Linked DNA regions of Homo sapiens: region 1 is linked to region 2. Evidence: chromatin loops called from intact Hi-C (ENCODE). Cell type or tissue: PC-3. All regions are shown on one strand. Each heading gives the region's core, and the rest is flanking DNA. Links, peaks and the distances in the headings are about the cores only.

What was found. Peaks named below come from ENCODE experiments on the same cell type or tissue, not always from the same donor. Only the 100,000 strongest peaks of a DNase experiment are listed, where the experiment ranks them.
Region 1: a loop joins it to region 2, with 20 times the contacts of the local background. A loop is called at or near these places in 7 of 110 quality-filtered maps.

The regions. Positions count from the first base shown.
Region 1 is chr3:55,010,102-55,018,027 of GRCh38, reverse strand. All of the region lies in intron 34 of CACNA2D3 (calcium voltage-gated channel auxiliary subunit alpha2delta 3), which reads right to left. Among named protein-coding and RNA genes, the nearest start is that of LRTM1, 86 kb to the right of the region's middle. In PC-3, for the core only: a CTCF peak has its summit at 4,665 (motif pointing right); no DNase peak of the experiment used is centred there; H3K27me3 peaks cover 468 bases.
Region 2 is chr3:54,867,394-54,875,319 of GRCh38, reverse strand. CACNA2D3 (calcium voltage-gated channel auxiliary subunit alpha2delta 3) reads right to left here. Exons shown (of 38, transcript NM_018398.3): 18 at 3,698-3,781. It overlaps CACNA2D3-AS1 (CACNA2D3 antisense RNA 1), which reads left to right. Exons shown (of 7, transcript NR_046666.1): 7 at 1-715. Among named protein-coding and RNA genes, the nearest start is that of CACNA2D3-AS1, 30 kb to the left of the region's middle. In PC-3, for the core only: a CTCF peak has its summit at 4,796 (motif pointing left); a DNase peak (open chromatin) is centred at 4,729; H3K27ac peaks cover 647 bases.

The DNA of each region.
Region 1 (7,926 bases), core at 1,703-6,702, 140 kb before region 2:
ATAAGCTATAATTCCTCCAACAGTTGTGTTGGCTGGATCAGCTATCATTTATGCATCACAAGAATTCTACTTTCTGGGACAACATCAGTCACTGGGTCTCTGACTTCAGACTTACTCAAACTTAGCAACAACACATATGTGTATCTGAATAAATGTATAAAATATAAGTTATACCATATTATTTAGGGTGAGACAAAGGTCATGATACAATTGCATGGTTTTATTATAGAAAGAAAATTGAAATATGAAATAGTAAAATACGTAATGTCTTTGAAGCACAGCCATGAACCAAATCCTACTATTATGAAGCTCTCTGTCCAATAATACAACATGTCAATTTTAAAGCACTAAATAACCCTGGTATGTGGATGAGCACATAGTAGGCACTCGGTAGAGGCTTGGCAGTTGATTGTCCAGTGGGCAAGATCCAAAACCTCACTAGGTCTCAATTTTCTTATTTGTAAACTGAGGATAATAAAGTTCTATCAGAGGTTGATGTGAGAAGTAAATAAAACAATGTATATTGAGTACTTAGTACAGTAACTGGAACATAATGAGTGTTAAGTAAATGTCAAATAATGATAATAATAATAGCAACAACAACAAAGATAACGGTAGCATTCTAATGAAGCCATTTTGACATTATAATGATGACAATAATGATAGACACTATAGTATAGTGGTTAAGGGTGAAGGCTCTGAAGTAAGAGAAGTTTGGAGTACCAATCCCTGCTTTGCTACTTCTAGCGAATCCTCACTGTTCTCACCTGTAAAATGGGGATGCTAGTAGCATAGGTACTCTTCACAGGAGGTCTACTGGTTAACATTTCCCCAAGAGAATGTTTGTAGATTTCCAATACCAAAGTTTGTACAAAGCCTTCAGCTATTGTTTTTGTAGGAAAAAAAAATCTTATTTACATTTCAATTCCAAAATTCAATGGGATTTTAACAAAACTATGTGTGAACAAACTCTCATGTTACATTCCAAATATAACTGGTTGGTGGGCAGAACTACGGGGAGATATTTTGTCCACTGTCCATGTGGGATGTTGCTGTCACTAAGCAAGCCATCAGTGCTACTGCACACAAAACAACTGCTGAGTAACAACCAAACACTTGTGGGGTGATCAGGAAACGATTCTAAGCATTTGTAGTATCCTAGCATGACGGTTTCTTATATGTAGGCTTTTCATTGAGGTTTAATTATTTTGAGGAAATTGGTTGGGGGTTTGGGGTTGGAGCACAATGCATTGTAATCTTTGTTATTTAAAACAAAAGGAAGTAGACTCGTCATCAGCTCTTTTAGTCAGAATATAGAATTTTCAGTAACTGGTCACTGACATTAAGGGGAAATGTCTATAGTAACCTCACAGGATCGTTCTGAGGAATAAATGAACAAAAGCATGCACAGCTCTTAGCAGAGTGAAGCCTGCACGCACTTTTGCCCACCTACATGCATGCACACAGCCTTCATGAAATGCTAGTCATTAGCAAATGTTACCATCCACAGGCCAGGGGCTGGCTAGCTATGTAGTAGCTAAAAGCACCAATTCCAGGCAGTGAATCCTGCCACTGCTGTGTGACAGCAGGTAAGCTTTTAACCATTTTACATCTTAGTGTCCTCGTCTGCTAAATGGGAATAGCAGTACCAAGCTTGTGTGGTTGTTTGAGAATCAAATGAATTACATGGACAGTAGCTGGCACGCTGTGAGTGCTGCTTAAGTGTATGTTTTTACTACCACCATGACTCCTGCTGCACTCGTGCTATTTCATGGAGTCGGGCTTTTTGAACCATCACTTTTTGGTAGAAAAGGCAAGCAAATGGCTGCCTCTCTGACTCCTGACTACACTGATTGTACAGTGCTGGTAGTCATTCTCCAGAAAGGCCAGGTTTCAGACACTATCCCTCTGTCCCCAAGATGCTAGCTCATTGGAGGGAACATTAAATGCCTGCTGAATACAAGAATGACTCTCTTGAGTAGTGTTTTCAAACAAATAAAATAGAATAAAATGGACCAAAAAATGTGAGAACCTCTGTCCCTTACGACACATTTGTTTCTTGCCTTTCAGATGGAGGGTAAGGTGAATTTTAGGTGCTCCAGGCCCAACAGTAACAACACAGAAGAGGCACGTGGTGGGAACATCATTCTCTTCCCAAATCTTTTTCAGTGCGTCTGTTTTGTAAGAAGGACATCTTTGTTTGATAGCAGGGAGTTTCTAACACCTTTCTATCTTTTTCACTTCTTTCTCTCATTTGCTCTCCTCTCCTTTTAAGCTGAAGAGGCCAGACACAAAGCTCATAGGATCTGGCTACAATTTGGCAACACTTTTTATTTTCATGGTTCTGATTTTTACAACAGATTTCTCTGTATGGCAAGTCATTCTGGTTTTCAGTTTATAAAACTTTCTTTTCATATTTAAATTATTTGAATTTCAAAAAGTGAGTCCCTTGACATGAAATAAAGATTTAAGTATACAATAGCTTAGGTTATAAGTGGATGCGGCACAAGCATGCAGATGGAATATAAAAAACTAATGATGGCATAACAGCTACATTTATGAAGAAATTGCTGCGTTCCAGATGCTGTCCTGCTTAATATGAATTAATTAATTTAATAGTAAAACATGACAAAATTAAAAAATAAACTATGAGGTATGAACAGTTGTTATCTGTTTTGCAGATGGTGAATGGAGGAAAAAGAATGAGGGTAAATTGCCCAAATTCATCCACTGAGTATGTGGCAGAACCAAAATTTGACCTTGGGCTGTCTGGCTCCAGCATGTATATGTTTAACTGCTCTGTGAAGTTCAGCCAATGAAAAAAAATAAGAAAGGTCTTTGGGTCAGGCTGAGATAGGCAGCACACGTGATTTGAATAAGCCTGATAATTGCACCATCTCTAATTCTAATTGTCTGGGCCCAGTTACAATGGAATGAGTCCAATACTCTCAATGGTGAGACTCATTTGGCTCTGATCCTTTCTGGAGATGAAATTCTTTTTCCTTTGACAATTGTAGGGCACTCCATGCTGATATAGTGATAAACCGTTGGGTCTATTTGCAGCACGACTATTGGCTGGAAATTGCTTGATGTGCTTTTGGGAAACGTGAATTATCGTGTAAAGCCATGGCCACATTTAATTTAAATAACATGGCTAGAACTTACTTTGTCTAGAGTGCTATGGAAAACACCACATATATGTGCAGTTGCTACTATTTATCTATGGAATTTCAAACCAATAACTGAGGCTGCTTGCAATCTACCGGATACTGTTTTTGTTGTTGTTGTTGCTGTTGGAGACAGAGTCTCACTCTGTCACCCAGTCTGGAGTACAGTGCTGTGATCTCGGCTCACTGCAACCTCCGCCTCCTGGGTTCAAACGATTCTCCTACCTTAGCCTCCCAAGTAGCTGGGATTACAGGCACGCGCCATCATGCTTGGCTAGTTTTTTTGTATTTTTAGTAGAGATGGGGGTTGCACCATGTTGGCCAGGCTAGTCTCGAACTCCTGGCCTCAGTGATCCGCCCACCTTGGCTTCCCAAAGTGCTGGGATTACAGGCGTGAGCCACTGTGCCTAGCCATACTGGATACTGTTTTAACTCTTAGGCATTCAGAACTCACATCTTACAAAGCTGTAGGTATTCAAGGATCACTGAGCTCAGTTTGGCTGATTCCTTCTTTTACAAGAAGTGAAAAATGAGGTTCCAGAAGCAGACACTGCCTGCCGTGGGTCCCACAGAGAGTGACTCATCACAATCATCATTAACTCACACAGTAAACCACCACCACCTTCACCATCAATCTTCACTATGCACTTACTACATGCCAAACCCTGTGCCAGGCCCTTAGCATGGGCAGAATCTTCATCACCATAGAATAAACAAGCCCTTGCTACTGTCCCATTTTGCAGATGAAGAAACTAAAGCTCAGAAACGAAGACACGTGCCCAAGGTCACACTGCAGTGAGTGATGGGGTCCAGATGCGAGCCTGGCCCTCACATCCTGGAGCCCACACTGCTGTGCCTCCTATCCCAGTTACACCGATGTCACCATGACCTATCACCCACTCACAATGAAGCACCCAAGGGAGCGTCCGCACAACTGAATTTCTTTAATTTTCCCTTAGCAACAAATGTCCCTGATGAGAAAAACTGACTTGGGTTCACAGTAATTATGTGCAGACAATTGGGATTGAATAGATTTGCCATTTGAAAAGCCTTCCTCTTCTTTTGTTTCTGTGAATGCACCCCTGTTCACAACCGGGTGCCAGCAAGCTCTGTTCTCTTTGTGTAACTTCACCAAAATGATACCTTTGTGATAATCAAGCAGAAATGGGCTTCCACAGTCCCCTTCATTAAGGAAATGGAGCAGATAAACAGTGTAATTATGGATTCCATTTTTAGCTAAAACAAAGATGTATGTCTCAGCTCAGGGTCTTTATCTTTTGAGGGAATGGTAAATTTAGAATGAAGAAACCTTGCAAGCCAATAGCATATGGTGCCTGGAACATTTCCCTCCTTACGCTGGGTCTGGGATTTATATTTACATTTAATAAGATATCCCAATGACAGCAACCCTGTAGATGGACGAATTCACCTTTGCTTGTTTTCTTTTCTTCATCCATAAAATGGAAAAAGTCATATTGATGCCCAGCAGAGGGCTGTCAGCTGGAATGAGACAATTCCAGTGCAGTAGCTGCAGCTCTCGCTGTCGTCATTAGCTGAGGGAGGTCTTGGCTTAGGTCTGAGTCCACTGCCTCTTAGCTGTCTGACTTAGGTGCTTCAGAGAGGCTTGGTGGCAAATTCTAGCAGTCCCCACCCCTCAGGTATGTTGAACAGATCTGAAGATAATCTATGTGCCAGCTCTCTGGAAATGGCAAAGCACTTATGTATCAGCACACCATGCATCAATGATGCAATTATGTGACAAGGTCTCTCTGTAGTCTGTGGAAAGGAGGTCTCACAGTCTGGCAGTGGGAGTCAGAGGACATGCTGAAATGATCTATTTGGGGTCCTTTCTACAAAGCTCCTTAAGACAGAAAATAGAGAACTGAAGCACCATATTATTCCTTTCAGCTAAAAATTGGACCACTTTTGGTCCAGCTGGGGTGGGGGTGGTGAAATTGCAGAATGGGAGCCTTCACAAGTATCTCTCAACGTCATGGGTGCACAGACCATACCTGGCTCCCTTAGTCACTGTCCCCTACTCTGCACCCCTTGGTCTAGGCCACGGTTTCTCAACAGTGGCATTATCGATACTTTGAGTGGGATATTTCTTTGTTATGGGGGCTGTCTTGTGTTTTGCAGGATATTTAGCTGCATCCCTGGCCTCTACGCACCAGATTCTAATAAGAACCCTCCTCCCCCATGCTATGACAGCAAAAATGTCTCCAGCCATTCCCCTGGGAGGCAAAACTGCCCCCATTTGAAAACCACTGTTCTAGGCAAAGATCATAGTGAATGGCATTCAGTAAAAACTCTAGAATCCATAGGACCAAAATAACAGTATGACTAGATGTCTGTGGTGGCAGGTCACAAAGAAGGGAAACAGGTCAAGGCCAGGATGAGGGAAGTGGGAGTGAAAGCAGACATGAAGAGAAGGGAGCGTCTTCACTAGGTATGAAGAAGAATGCCAAAAAGAAAACCACTGAAAACAACAAGCCTGCTGCCTTCAGCCCTGTGCAAACTCCTAAGAAATAACCAGACATTTCGGTTAAAAAAAAAACCACCACCACCCAAAGCATGAGCGCCCACCCACCATGCATGGAGTACTTGCACAAGGGCTTGGCACGCATTGCTTAATTCACCTCTCACAACCATATTATGTCTATTGTTTCCTCTGTTGACAAATGGAACCAAAGTCCAGAGAGACCAAGTGACTTGCCCAGAACCTCACAGCAGGCAAGAAGCAGAGAAAGGCTACCCAGGGTGCCTAACCACTAGGTTCCAAAGCCGCTCCGGCCTCTCAGAGCTCACAGTCTGATTCAGAGGGAGAGGGGATTTGTCCCCAGGTCACTGGTGCCGCAGAGACAGCAGCCATTTAACCAACTTGCAACTCATTTTCCTGGGCTCTATTGATTTTATTTTTTTTAAATCTCATTTTTTTTCACTCCTATTAGTAAAATTGTGGAAAAGTGAGTCAAATAAGAAAAGCGAATGGTAAAAGATAACCAAGTGCGCATTTAGTAGGTTCTTCCTCATCTTTCTTTTTTCAAATCATGTGCAATTTTAACAAAAGCAAGTTGACACTACAGGTAAGATTTCCTTTCGGGGACATGATAGTCTTCTTTTCCTAACTCATATGTTGGTGTTTGTTTATTGACTCCCTATTTCCCATACCAACTACTGACCCTAATTAGCTCCATATCTCCTTCCTCCCACCATTTTATGTGTTTTTGTGTATATACGGTTTTGTTTCCTGGGTTTTGTCTTGTTTTGTTATAATTTCATGAGCATTTTTTTAATTTCATCAAAAAGTTTTCAGAAACAGAATCATTTTTCTTTCTGTGGATGGGTTGTAATTTATTGTAAAATGGTCTTTAGTGTTAGACATTTAAAGAGTTACCAGTATTTGCGATTATAAATTCCCTGGTGATGATCATCCTATCATAGAAACCTTTGTTCCCATCCAGGTTTATGTCCTCAGGCTGAATTTCTATAAGTGGGATTTGGGGCACTCACTGTCACTCAGAACTCAACCCAGCAGGGAGGAGCAAAATTGGGTCCCAGTCCTGGGGGTCACCAGACCAATGTGCATGTGTGTGGATGAAAGCAGCACACAGGGGCCCTGCTCCACTGGGCTGTCAGCCTCCCAGGGCAGAGCCAAGCCTGGACAGGCATGGATTAGGCTCCCAGTTATCAGAGAGCAAACTATGCGGGCATCAGCAGGGGCAGAACTCAGCAGATTCTGCTCCATCTCATGTTCTAAGCAGAAATCAGAGAGTTCCTGGATTCCGGCAAAACGAGCCTATGTGTAAGTTACAAAGCCATGACTATAGTGACCCTAATGGTCATGCCTAGCACCAGAAAGATTTGTTAGGATATTGAATCAGCAAAGATAAAGCACCTACTGTGTGCTCAGCACCAGTTAGGTGTTAAGAGAGAACAATGTTTAAGACACAGCTCCTACCATCAAGAAATTCTAGGTTAGTGTAAAACACAAACAGTGAGGCAATAATGGTAAAGAAGAGATAGGATAACGCATGAGCTGACTGGGGCAGGAGCAAGAAGAAAATGTTCATTCTGCCTGAGGGAGTTGAGGGAATCCTCACAGACTGGGATCTTAAGGGAAAGGAAAGGGAATGTTAGATTAAAATAGATCCAGCACCTGGGGCAATGCTGATATGTGACTAATCAATCTCTTTTTTAAAAGACAGACAGTTAGAAATAATAAGAATGGTAATAGCCTACTAGTCCCTGGCCTCCCAAGTAGGAAAATGAACATGAATGAAGGAAAGAAAGAACAGAGTGTATCTGAGAAATAGCACATGAGTGGGCAGGCCTGGGGCAGACTGCTGGAGCCAGCGTTCATTAAGGATCACTGGATTTGGAGGCGATCATCATCATTGTCATGGTCACAGTGTCACCACCATTATAATTACGGATACTCTTTCTTTTATTTATTTATTTTCCTTCCAACTTTTATTTTAGGTGTGGAGGGTACATGCAGGTTTTTTATACGGGTCAACTGCATGTCTCGAGGGTTTGGTGTACAGATTATTTCATCATCCTGGTAGTGAACGTAGTACCCGATAGGTAGTTTTTTCATCCTCACCCTCCTCCCACCCTCCACCTCAAGTAGGCCCCAGTGTCTGCTGTTCCCTTCTTTGTGTCCATGTGTACTCAGTGTTTACCTTACTTATACATGAGAACATGCAGTATTGCTACTATTTTTTGAGGACTTATGTTCCAGTCACTGTGGTCAGCA
Region 2 (7,926 bases), core at 1,746-6,745:
ACTTGAGCATGGAGAACCTGCAAAACATTCTCTCTCTCTTCCTCCTCCCCTATGTGTCAGTTTGGGTTTGGAGGGGGTGGGGGAGTGCTGTGCTTAGTTTGGGTGTCCAGAGCTCAAGCATGAGCTGGAGAGACACTCTGGGAAGGGTATAAAAAAGAATCAAATAAATGGACTAAGGTCTCAGAAATATGTCCCATGAAAAAGGCTTTTTTGCCTTATAGGGCTTCGGGCAAAAAAGACTCCGGAGAAATTTTCCATCAGAGTCATCATGGGTATGAAGCAATGTAGTTGCCTAGAGGGTAGTAGGGGAAAAAAGGCTTTTACCACAACAGAAGGGATTGTAGTTAGATTCAAAGCAGCATCTATGGGGCAGTACTCACAACAATACCATGCAGACAAACATCTGTTTAGCAGCTACTATGTGCAAGGCACTCCCTATCTTTTCTGCACCCCCCGAGGAGGATAACCCATATACTATGCGTCACTGAAATAGAGTCTTCAAGGACTCCTGGACTCAAGGACTTAAGGGCTCTCTCCATGGAATATCCAAGTGTCAAGACCACGGCTCTGTGGGCCAGGCTGCCTGAGTTGGAATCCACACTCTATGTCCTTAGGCCATTACATCCATTCTCTGCCTCAGTTTCCTCACCTGTACAATGGAGATAAAACACCCATTTCATAGGTTCACTGTGATAAATAAATAAGTTCACTCATGAACTTAGAATGGTACTGGTGTACAGGAAGAGCTAATATATGGCAGTTATTATTTTTATGAGTTTTTTTCTATTAATAATCACATTCAATGTGGAAAGCTTGGGAATGACTGGAAGTTAATAGGAACAAAACAAAAAAATCACCCTCAATTCCTTGTGCCATCTCTGAGAATTTATAACCAAAGGATAAACGCTATTTTTAAGATAATTTTCCCTTCCCAGAGGGGATCTACACTGGCAATTCAGACTGGGCTATGCATGTCTCAAAATCCCCTGCTGGCACACGGGTCCGCCAAAGATCTGCCCTACTTATTGTATTCCTGCCCTGATGCCTAACTCATCCTGCAGAGTGGGACAGAAGTCCTGCTCATACTGCTATAAATAGTTTTAAATTGTTGTCTTTTTTTCTTTTAATTTTAGCCAGTCTATTTTATATACATTGTAACAGTATATATGAACTTACTTCATTTTTGGAAGTATGCAGGTTATAACTGTGGTTACTAAATTCAGGAGCCTACTTCCTAGAGAAGTAGAACTCACCTTCCAAGAAATTCTCTGCATCTGGGCAGACTCTACTGCTTCTTCCTCAGTGGGCTGTGCTTACATGTTCTTTCCTAGATTTCAACCTAAACCCTGTCCTCTGCTACTCAGGTGCAAATCCCAAGGCCCAGCACATGGATATGTAAGATTTTGTGCAGACTTCACAATGATGCTTTCTGTAGATTCCAGAATTCTCCAATTAGTGACATGCAAATCCCCAGGAGAGAAATGGTGGTTTGGGTTTTCCCAAGTCAAATATGTTGATAGAGAAGGAATTCACATTCCAAATGCACCATATTCCAAGGCGACAAGTTAAGAGACTCAAACCAAAGACGTAACCAGAGAACAATTTGTGCAGAACAAAAGCACTGGACTTGCTTGAGATGTCCAACTCTGAAGTTGGACAGACAGAACGCAGTCCTGGGTGTCATGTGGAGGTGAAGAACACACACGTGAGGCTGCGAATCCAATGCCTGCAGCTCCAACGAGAAAGCAAAGTAGGATGAGGAGATACAAAGTGTTCCCAAACTGTGATTACTAAAGGAGACATTCGCTCACTGAAAATTAGCTGGGGCACAGGTGATGACTGGAGTGAGCTGAGTCATACATCTCTTCAAGTAGCATGCAAAAAGGGAGACGATTCAGTGAGGTCACAAACAAGCAAACAACAAAAAAAATAAATCAACAGATAAAGTGAAGAAGGAAGAGGAAGGGCAACAATGGAAAGTCCCCTCCAAAGATTCCTAGCAACTGTAAATCCACAGGACATTCATTCATGACAGGGTCCCCTGAGGACTGAGGAGGTCAGAATAATACTAACAATGGCTACCACTTGTAGAATGCTTACTTACTCCCCAGAACAGTGCAAGTACTTCTCTGTTTTTCAATCTATTAATCCATTTAATCCTCAGAACAGCTCTATGAGGTGGGGACAACTGCCATCACACTCATTTTCTTGGGGAAAAATAAAACAAAGAACACAAAATAAAACTGAAGTCTAGAGAGGCATAATCACTCACCCAAGACAAACATCCGGCAAGCAGAGAAGGCGGGATTTGAACCTGGCAGGAGTCTAAAACCTGAGTGGCACTCCTCACAATTGCGCTAAGCCAGGGTGGGCACATTAGGTGCAGGACAGTCCTAAGAACTGACCGGATCCTTGTGACAGTGTTTAAGGAATAAGAAGATAGAAAACTCGACCATGCTATTGAGCTGACACTATGTCAGCTCATTGGCTTGCGGGGAAAAGGGTATGGAGGAGGAAGGAGCTTTTATCAAATGGCAAAGTTATTTTGTCTAAACTTGGGTTTAAGTAGACTTAGAGCAGATGAAGAAGAAAAGAGGCTAAGTTTCTAAAACAGGTATGGCTCTCACATTTTACCAGCAAGGATGAAAATGAGAGATTTATGCTAGTTGAGCTGGTGACAAAGTGCAGAGCGTGTGGAAAGAAGGAAAGCTGCAGCGGAAGCACTGTGATGCTGGCCCCCTGTTCTGGAAGGCATGAGAACCCAGGCTGGGCTTTCAAATGGTTCTCCTCAACATCCCTTTGGAGAGCAGGATGCAGTGAGAGATGGAAACAACGCCAACTCAACAGTGGAACTTAAGAAAGGACCCTAGACGAATCTGGGAGGGTAGGGCAGAGAAACGTGGCCTCAGCACAGACACACTCTTAGAAAAAGGGAAGAGTAGGGACCCAGATGGAAACACCTGGGAAGTTATGATTTAATTAAGGAGAGTCCACCTGGATTCACACAAAGGCAGCCGTGTCTAAGAAATCTGATTTATTGAGGAAGTACCAAGAAGACCTGACAGGGTTAAGTCATGGGTATAAGGAGAGCTTTTGATAGAGCACCATAGGCTGAATCTACGTGGGGAAAAAGCATGGGGTGCAATTGCAGCAAGGCCAGAGCAGAATGAAAGGCTGGGAAGGTACAGGAAATGGGCAGCCGACCAAGCAGGAGAAAAGTGAGCCTGCAGAGCCCTGGGCTGTACTCTGAAAACAAGGGCTGTGCCAATGAGGTCCTGACAGGTGAATTCTTGCTGCCCAGGAACCTGCCTGCTTGGCCTGCAGGCACCCTGACTTTGCACCAGGCAGAGCCTGCTGTTGCCCAGCCAGGTTCCACTGAAGATGTCAGGGGCCATCCACTGTACTGGGAAGAAGGCTGGAGTCATCAGCTGCAGAGGGGACCAGCGTCCGCAGGGGGATGGTTTTAGTAGACTGCACAAGCAGCTGGGGTGGCTGGCCTGTCTGCAACTGGTCCGACTGACCGGCTGAAGAGTTATAAAACTCCACACATGGTACAAAGGCCCCTTGTCTCCACGTCCCTCTGGTAGCCAGGTGTCCCTTCAGTGGGCCTCTTGGCCAACTCCTGGGATCGCCCCCAGGTACAGAAGTGGGTACAATGCAGGTCCTTCTCCACGAGGCCTGAAAACAAATCACTTACCACGTCATCTCGGTCTTCCCACTCCACCTCAGAGAGGTCAACGCTACTATAGTTAGGTTTCCTTCGCTTTTTTCCTTCTTCGTACTAGCAAGGGGAAGAAGAAAAAGAAAAGAAAAACAAAAGTCCGTGAAGTCATCAGCCAGGGCAATCTTTACCTTCCCAAGTCCTGTTTCATGGACAGGGCTTGGGAGTGGACCGATGAGGGTGAGAAGCCCAGCAGGGTGACAGTCCTAGGGACTTTTAATGACAGGAAAGCCAAGGTCAGATGCCTCTAAACATTGGCTCCAAGTTGGGAGTAGAAAAGTTAACTCTTTGCTTGATATGAATTTACCTTGTAGACTTCTTGGTTTCCAAAACACCAGATGCAAAGGAAAATCTGTCCCCTCCTTGAATGGGGGGTGTGTGTGTGTGTGTGTGTGTGTGTGTGTGTGTGTGTGTGTCTCCACCTATATGGTATACATGTAAACAATGTAAATTCTGTAAATCATAGCAGACTAGTTAGCAGTTGGATTTGTCTTCCCATTGAATGGTGTGTGTGTGTGTGTGTGTGTGTGTGTGTGTGTGTGTGTGTGTGTGTGTATCCCAAAGCTGCTAAAACTCAGTCCGTGATACGAGAAAGGGCTTCTTACTTACATTTACCAAAGAATCTAGTCATATCCCCCTATACTTTATAATTCTCTCTCCTCTACCTTTTGTCTCAAACCTACCCGTACTCCTTAGCTAGGAAGCAAAAGCACTGATCTCCAGAGCTGGGGCTGGGCTCAGCATACTGGTGGCATTTTGCAGACACACAGAACCATCTATTCGCTGTCACACTGGCCACAGCAGTACTGAACTAAGCATGGCTCCTTTACCTGGAGTAGATGAGGGTATTGGGAATCATAGCCAGATGTAATGGCTGTTAGGGCATTTCTCCGGAAAAGCTGATGAGTGCATGAATAACTGGGGAAGTGGTTTTAGTTTTCTCCCCTAAATCACTGGTGTTAGTCACCCTGCAAGCCTACCATTTTATCGACCGGACGTTCTTGTGTCTGGACATTCTTGTGTCTTGAGGCCTTTCATGCTGGTTGTGGGGTGTTTATAATGTAGGAAAGTCTGCCCTCTGCTGCAGGCTAAGGATTAGCAACCCCTTTACACGTTCATCAGTTACGGTTAATGGCACATTGGAAAAATATATATGCATGTATACTGCTTTCTTTTTCACTTTTCTCTCCAGCTTGGTCATCTTTTGATTTAACTGGAAGGTTCTAAGTGAGATGCAGGGTCAGTCTAAGTGTTTTAAGACCCCAAAACCATAGGTTGCCATTTTTGACACTGATCAGCTACTATGGAGACAGGTGCTGAGGCCATACTGGGCATGAAGGAGAAAACTGCCACCCATATGTTGAACCAGACAAGTGTAAACTGACCCCCAGTGGGATGAGGGGAGGGCCAGAAGGGGTCGATCTTGCACCACTGTGGTGCCAAACAGGGCCAAGTGTCCACGCATGCACTCTTTTCTTACCTGTCAACTGCATTTCAGGAACTCTGCGACCTCTCTGGAGACTCCCCCTCCTCACCACTACCTAGGATGGTGCCTAGCCTCCTATGGCCAGTGGGCTCTTACCACCCTGATCAACGGTGAGCCCACCCCACTACTCTTAGGTTTTCAATTAACAGACATTCACGGTCAGTTTTATGACATCAGATCCACTCCAGATGAAGGGGAAGGAAAGTGGTTCCCTCAGAAGCCACTGTAAACAATAGCAGATTAGCAGTTGGATCTTGTTAAGGAAAGTTCCTGTGTGCATGGAAGCCCTGGTCCTTGTGAGATGCAGTCTTGGGCTGAACAGAAAAGAACAGCAACGAGGTCAACCGGAGTTGTCAGCAGCGGTGCCTTGCCCCTCAGTGTGGAGGAGTGCGGGGCAGGGATAGTAGTGTCCCCCTGAGGACTTAGAGTCAGACAGTCGTTCTGGACCTCTGTTACCTAAGAACCATTACTGAGAACTATTAGGTACCCCAGAAACTCACACAGCCCAGATCCTGAACTTCACATGCAGAACTTTCGTAATTTCTTGGGTAGCCTGATACTGGATCTAAACTGTCTATTTTGAGGAAGTTCTTTCTTTGGTCACTTCAAAGTGCTTCTTTATTCATTTATTCAATGCACATTTATTGTATACCTACTACTAAGTGCAAGGCACTAAAGATACAAAGTCAATTAAACAGTGCTTCACTCTTTCCCAAGGACTTACTTGTGGTTTATCCTTCTTAATTCTGCTTCTTTAAGGTCAATTTATTGCCCATAATGCATTTGGGAAAACAGGTTCTCACAAGTTAAATAAATTAAATCACAAGTTAAATAAGATCGCATAGCTTGTATGGTAGAGGACACCCCACCCAACACCAGCCTCTGTCAAATTTTCATGTCTAAGCCTCATGTTATTTCAACCACTGTTAAAGAGCTTTGAAAAAAGACTACAAGCTCCAGAGCAACAAATGTTCCTTCGTCCTCAAAAAAAGTGTCCACGTGTCTTTTTCAGAGGAGAAGGTCACAGTGGCTCTGCCGTGTCACACCACTCACATCACATTGGGTGTGTGATCCTGAGCCAGGTATCCAGCTACTCCAAGCTTCCTTCGTCAGTTACAAAATGGGTAAAAACAATAGCACCTCCATGGCAAAGAAAGGTTGAGAGTATTAAATGAAATATTGTATGTAAAATGGCAAACACATTCCCAGGCACAGTAAAATATTTTAATATTCAGCTAGCAAGATTCCTGAGAGTCATGCATTTTGTGGAATGACACAGGCTCATTGAATAAAATTGGCTAATATCTCATTTTCCTGAAATGAAGAAGACCATTCAATAATTTTACTGGTCACCATTCTGCAAACCATAGGCAGACAGAAGCTGTTTGTTGACTATGATGGTGTCAGACAATCACATTCATATGTCTCTGCTTGGTGTGGAGCTTACAAGTTTGAACTGAAGACTCTCCTGGCCGAAAATTCATACCTGCGCTAAAGAACCCAAGTCATTTTAGATGGTATTTGGCAAAGGTGGAATCAGCAGAGAATTCTTGACTTCTGATCCTCCCCAAATGTCTTTATTCGTTTTTTATAATCTCTCAATAAATACAGTATATTTCACCAAAAAGGTATTCAAGATACTTGGAATGATTAGAGAGTGATGGAATAAAAGATTTCCCATCATACTAGCCCATGAGCCACCATATTCCAGCAAGTCTCTATAGTCTAATTTCATGGCAAGATACAGATCGGGGGTAGGGATACTTCCTCTGGAACACTGTTTAAGAATGCCCTTCTACAATGTCTGCTTAGCCAGGTACGTAAAATGGGTATGAAACACTTTTCATTTGGGTCTTTTTTAGAGAATAAGCTCCTTTAGAATATAAACAGTCATGCAGCAGAGTGATTAATTTGAGTGAGAAAAGGAAAAGTCAGTGGGCTGTTGCATAGATATAACAGGCCAAGAGCTATGAGACAACTCTAATGTACTAAGCCTAAATCCACCTACCTCTTTTCCCCTACTAAGAAACTACATTAAAAGGCCAGAGAGTGGCACTCCATTAGGAAGGTTCCCATGCTTTGGCCTGCCACCACCCATTCCCCATGTTTTCCAGGTTAATCACCTCGGTTTTCCTGTAGGGAACTCCTTGGGCACCACTCCCATTAAGCATAATTCTAGTGAAGGTACAACCATCCTTCATGTGGCCTGATCAGTGGGGGAGGCCCACATCGCTCCAGGATGTCACTGGTTCAGAGGTGGGTACATAACCCACGCAAATTCAAATGAGATTCAAGAGATTCAATTTGGGATGCATTCCTGGATTTATCCAGGAAAAGAGGAGTTGCTAAGGTGCCAGGATGGGAGCTTGGAATAGCTCATGGCCATCTCTGCCACTACTTGGAGAGAGTCTTCCTGGGCATGAAGCCAGTGCAGGGAAAGCAGAGAAAAGATATGAAGAGAGTCCTGAAAAGGTGGTGTGTGCACCTGGATCAGGCTGTACCTGAAATCCTTGGATGTTTCATGTATCAATACTTTATCTCCATATTATCCCCCTTCCCTTTTAAAGGCCTTTTTTTTTTTTTTAAAGCTGGCTTAGATCTTAAGCATTGAGTAGTCAACAGAATTCCAACTTGTATATATTTAGTTCCTTTATTTTTTTCTTTTCAAATGAATGGCTTTTAAAGTACATGTTATGTGAAGTATTCACAAACACTGGTG